2 separate regions of the Homo sapiens genome follow, and region 2 is linked to region 1. Evidence: chromatin contacts called from ENCODE Hi-C or POLR2A ChIA-PET data. All regions are on one chromosome and are shown on one strand. Each heading gives the region's core, a stretch centred on a gene start or an enhancer-like site at or near the end of the contact. The rest is flanking DNA. Distances are from core to core; before and after follow the strand shown.

Region 1 (2,700 bases), core at 201-2,700:
CAGGCAGGGTGCGGTAGCTCCCGCCTGTAATCCCAGCACTTTGGGAAGCCAAGGCGGGTGGATCACCTGAGGTCAGGAGTTCAAGACCAGCCTGGCCAACATGGTGAAACCTCATCTCTACTAAAATACAAAAATTAGCCGGGCATGGTGGTGGGCACCTGTAATCCCAGCTACTCTGGAGGCTGAGGCAGGAGAATTGCTTGAACCCGGGAGGTGGAGGTTGCAGTAAGCCAAGATTGCGCCACTGCACTGCAGCCTGGGTAACAGAGCGAGACTCCATCTCACAAAAAAAAAAACAAAAAGTCTCAGAGAGCTCTGGGCAGGCAGGTTACTGGTCGCCTATTTAGTTACTGAAGCTGTTGTGTTTTGCTTTCTTGAGGAGTTTGAGCACTGCATGGAAGAAAGGTTTATTAGGGACAAATGGGCCCCACTGCCCTGCTGCCTGGGAGCACTTGCCAGAGGATCTTGGGTCTTCACTACACAGGACAGGAGTGACCACCCGCCAGCTGGGCTGGTTGTAGTGCCGGCACGTGGTAGGGTTAAAAAATCGTTTAAAGTTATAAAAGTGTTTGCAAAGCATATGGGAGCCCTGCTACTTTGGGCAAGCCTCTCTTTGAATCTTGGTTTCTTCAACTGTAAATGGGATTAGTAGTAGTGGTATCCACCTCAAAGAGTTATTGGATCAAACGATATAAAAAATGTGAAGTGCTTAGTACAATGCTTGGCAAAGAAGCCAGGGCTCAGTAAATGTGCAGGCCCTTCCTCTCATTGTCATTTGGCTTCATGCACGCTTACATATGGCCTTCAGAAGAGAACAGATTCAGATCTCTGTTCCTTAGCCCCAAGCATGCACCTGTCAGCATTCAGGCCCATGGTTATTTGGCCAGCCTTGTAATGATACTAAAGACTGACTATTCAGAATGTTTCTTCTGAACTTTCAAAATCAATGACAGTTGCACACTATCTCCTTTCAGGCAAAGGTCCCTCCAGCAGACCCTCTCCCCACCTTGTTTTGAAAAAAGCATTATTTAAGGGAAATATAACTGAGCCTGGCTGGCTGTACTACCTTATTTTTCTATTTCCCTCCAAAGTGAATGCCAGACATTTCTAGGCCAAAGACAGGATTAACATTTCTCAGCCTAGTAAACACACCCATCTGGATTCAACCCGGGGAGCACCAGCACTGCAACCGTTTCCTGTAATCGGCTTGAACGATCCAGGCTGTAAGCTTGAAAATGAAATTCTGGAAACGATATTTCCATCCTGGAAGCTGTTTCAATTACAGCTTCTTGCAGATGAACCTCAGATAAGCGGCAAACTTACAAGCCCTGGCACGGATGTAATGAGTCTGCACGATGGGAACCTGGCCATGCTACAAGGAAGAGGCTGCCTGTAGGCTGAGAATATAATCGCTGGACAGAGCCACAAACCTGTGCTGAGCACCTGCAGCGCGGCAGACATCCGGTGAGACTCTGAGAACCACAGGGAGCTGAACGTGGGCCCCATCCTCAGAGACTTTTGGTTCAGTGGAGGAGATGTATTACCAGGCCATTTTATGTAATAGGCTGAGATGGTGCTCAACCCTGGTGCTGTGAAAACATTAGCCCAGCTTGGGATTGAGGAAGTGATCCCCGAGCTGAATCTCCATAATTAAGCAACAGTCAGCTGTGTGAAGTAAGGTGGAAAGGATATTCGAAGCAAGGGTAAGAGCAAGCAGAGACCCAAAGATATGGAACAGGAGTGTGTGTGTGTGTGTGTGTGTGTGTGTGTGTGTGTGTATGTTTGTCCGTGCATGTGTATCTGAGTCTAGCCAGCCCAGTATTCAAGTACAGGAAAGGGAGTGCCCTGGGAGTAACTGGGTGTACGTTTGCCCTTCACCATCATTTTTAGCATCAGAAAGTCCTTCAGAAACTGCCCCAAAATCTTGGGTTCAAGACACCAGACTTCTAGGGTGTGGGATTCAGGCCCAGTGAGTCTCCCCGAGGTTTGCAGAGGCCAAGCCTTTACATTTCTAATCTTTAGTTTACAGTGGGGCCTCGGTATTACTAATAGAATTAGGGTTCAGTAGGTGTCCAAACAGCCAGTTCATGGAAGCTGAGGAACCTGAGCCCAGAGGGAAACTTCAGGACACACAGCAATCAATCCTGGAACGTCTCTGAGTTTCAGGGCAGTTTTGGAGGTCATTAGGGAGGTAGCAGCGGGCTGATTTGATAACAGGTGCCACCTTGCTGACTCTTCTTCCAGTGTGAAAATGACTTGGGAGCACAACAGAGGCTCCTTTTGAAGGCTGGTCCATGAAGCAGATGCCTCTATTTGTTCTTTTTTCTTTTTCAGAGACAGGTTCTTGCTCTGTCACCCAGGCTGGAGTGCAGTGGTGTGATCGCAGCTCAGTGAAGCCTTGAACTCCACAGCTCACACGATCTTTCTGCCTCAGCCTCCTGAGTAGCTGGGACTACAGACATGCACCACCACACTCAGCTGATTTCTTATTTAAGAAAAATTTTTTAGAGACAAGTCTTGCTCTCTTGCCCAGGCTGCTCTTGAACTCTCACCCTCAAGCGATTCTCCCACCTCAGCTTCCTGAGTAGCTGGGATTACAAATGCAAGCCACCACGCCCAACGTTGTTCATTTTTTATATGTTTCACAGTGTATTAGTCCGTTTTTATGCTACTGATAAAAACATACCCAAGACTGGGAAG
Region 2 (2,700 bases), core at 14-2,513, 68 kb before region 1:
GCCATTCTTTTATTCCTTTACTTTCCTGATAAACTTGCTTTCACTTTACTCTATGGACTCACCCTGAATTCCTTCTTGCTCCAGATCCAAGAACCTTCTCTTGTGGTCTGGATCAAGACCCCTTTCCTGTAACACAGTCAAACGGTAAGCCAATGGGAAGCTGGGTTTCAGTCTTTGTGAGAGTTTCTCTATTTTCATTCCTGTTCCTTCCAAAGGGTGAGGCCCTTTGGAAGTTGAAAGCTGGCGGCGACTACTTGAGCTCTTCCTTCCTTAGCATGAGACTGCTGGGAGCTTCTCTGCCTCATGAAATAGGCAAATGCCTCAAAATTCAAAGCTCTGCTAACCCTTCTCTCCAGGACCTTGACCCTCAAATCCTCACCCCCTTGGCGGCTCACCTTCAGATAGGTCTTGTTTGTTTTGCCAGCTTTTCTAGCTGCTCCGGATAGGAGGACTGATCTGCCAATCTGCCTTTAGGGGAAACAGCAAGAGATTGCCTCTCAGTCTTTTCTTGAAGCTTTCAAATGCAGGCTTTAGGCCTATTGTGATGCTAATGGATCTCCTCTGCCCTTACTTTGCCCATTCTGCATGGAGGGGGCAGCTCTAGTCCCCCAAGCATGAAAGAAGTTGGGTACTCCCGGTTCTGATCATTACTGCCACCAGGAAGAGCTACGGGGTGAGAGGGGGGATGGATTTCTCCCTAGTTATGTAAGAAACAAGCAGGTCTCACCCTTCATTTTTCCTTTCTCATACAAGGTGAAATACTGCAGTCTCATACGAGGAAGCATGTTTTTCCTGTTAACATTATTTCGATCCTGGTCCTTAGGGAAAAATAAGCCCGGCATTAAAGTGCGGGGAGCACTCACCTTCCCCCACCCCACAGTCTGGCTTATAGTGCTAGAACACCAACCAAGTGGTGACTGGGCCGGACCACAAATGGATGCGGATGCGGTCAGCTCCCGTTATGAGGATAGAATTCTAATCAGATTGTGGATCCGATTACTTCTGACTCATAAATCTCCCTGACTTTAGAAAACAGGGATATCTTATTTATTGGAGGAATGACAGTGTGAACAGAGGCGTGGCTGCGTTCTCACCAGCTGAGATAAACGCCGACCAGACCAGCACAGACATCCTGTGCTCGTTTCCTTTACTTGGTTTTTCAAATAAAGCCTTTGTGTGTCACTGGTATTGTGAGGAATACGAAATAATGAAAGAAGTGATTCTTCAGGTGAGTCATTCTATTATAAAATGGAGCCCACCGTCAGGAACTGCTCCCTGAGAGAGCAGGACAGGATTTCCCTGCGCGGGGAGTGAAAGCAGAAGGCGCAGTCACGACGCGCCCCCTACTGGTCAGCGAGGAGAAATCCCTCACCTCAGGTTTCAATTAGTGCGGGTGAGTCCTGAATTAGGAACCTCAGACCTGAGGCCTGGTGTGGTGGCTCACACCTGTAGCCCCAGCACTTTGGGAGGCCGAGGCAGGTGGATCACTTGAGGCCAGGAGTTTGAGACCAGCCTGGCCAATATGGTGAAACCCCGTCTCAGGTAAAATAACAAAAATCAGCTTGACGTCGTGGCACACACCTGTATACCAGCTACTCAGGAGGCTGAGGCAGGAGAATCGCTTGAACCCGGGAGGCGGAGGTGCAGTGAGCCGAGATGGCGCCATGGCACTCCAAAGAATCACAGAACTGGCCAGGCACGGTGGCTCACGCCTGTAATCCCAGCACTTTGGGAGGCCGAGGTGGGAGGATCACCTGAGGTCAGGAGTTCGAGGCCGGCCTGGCCAAAATGGCGAAACCCCCCTCTCTACCGAAAAATGCGAAAAGTAGCCGGGCATGGTGGTGCCCAACTACTGGGGAAGCTGAGGCAAGAGAATTGCTTGAGCCAGGGAGGCCAACGGAGGTTGCAGTGAGCTTAAGTCGTGCCACTGCACTCCAGACTGGGTGACAGAGAGGAACCTTGTCTCAAAAAAAAAAAAAAAAAAAAAAAAGAAAGAAATATTACTGAGAATCACAGAACTGAAGTGGAATTCCATGAATCCAATGGAATTACATTAAATTCCATGAGTAGGAATCCAATTCCATGAATGAAATTTCATGAATCCAATGGGATTCATGGAATTGCTGACACACAGTGAGATACTAAGGAGGCTAGGAGGCTAAGATGAAGAGCCCCTGTCTCAGGACTCCAGGGCCTAATTTAACAGCCACAATCTGCCAAGGTCAGAGGTAGCCTTAACGTGTACTGTACTCATAAATCAATCTCCCTGGAGATTTCAAACCTTCAAATTGCTTTGGTAAAGCCTTAACTCCTTTCAACCTGAGGAAGTCGATTGAAGAAAAAAGCCTTAGCTCTAAAGAAAGATTTTGAGTTTCTCATTCCAGTGGACCACAAAAAAATAAAAAAGAAAGAAAGAAAAATCGCATTTGTGCAAAATCAACCATTTACATTTTATACTAATCAGTAAGTTATTCTTGGGCCTCGTGCTTGTTTGTAAACACATGCCTTCTCTCTTTCATTCTAACTGGAAACTTTATCCTTAAATCTGTTCGTGCAATAATTATGAAATGTAATTTTATTTTTAAACAATATATTTTCTTTTGTTTGTTAATTTCTTACTTTTTTTTTTTTTTAGACAGAGTCTATGTTGCCCAGGCTGCAGTGCAGTGGCGTGATCTCGGCTCACTGCAACCTCTGCTT

What was found. A loop is a pair of places that touch in the nucleus more often than their neighbours do. ChIA-PET counts read pairs that join two places held with the same protein, here RNA polymerase II (POLR2A). Pooled maps may share reads with other maps.
Region 2: a map of K562 shows a loop between it and region 1 (3-fold over the local background). The contact joins two enhancer-like sites. A Hi-C loop is called at or near these places in 18 of 168 maps with a recorded cell type or tissue (CD4-positive, alpha-beta T cell, Caco-2, Calu3 and 15 more) and 22 of 50 pooled maps. POLR2A ChIA-PET finds 5 or more read pairs at or near these places in 9 of 52 experiments (HEK293, MCF 10A, OCI-LY7 and 6 more).

Annotation. Positions count from the first base shown.
Region 1 is chr10:119,617,486-119,620,185 of GRCh38, reverse strand. No RefSeq gene overlaps it. Among named protein-coding and RNA genes, the nearest start is that of TIAL1, 22 kb to the right of the region's middle. Within about 2 kb of position 1,450, at least 5 of the 41 ENCODE cell types and tissues checked have a DNase peak (open chromatin) inside an H3K27ac peak, as active enhancers do.
Region 2 is chr10:119,685,299-119,687,998 of GRCh38, reverse strand. No RefSeq gene overlaps it. Among named protein-coding and RNA genes, the nearest start is that of BAG3, 35 kb to the right of the region's middle. RefSeq lists enhancers at 1-426, 427-1,363. Within about 2 kb of position 1,263, at least 15 of the 41 ENCODE cell types and tissues checked have a DNase peak (open chromatin) inside an H3K27ac peak, as active enhancers do.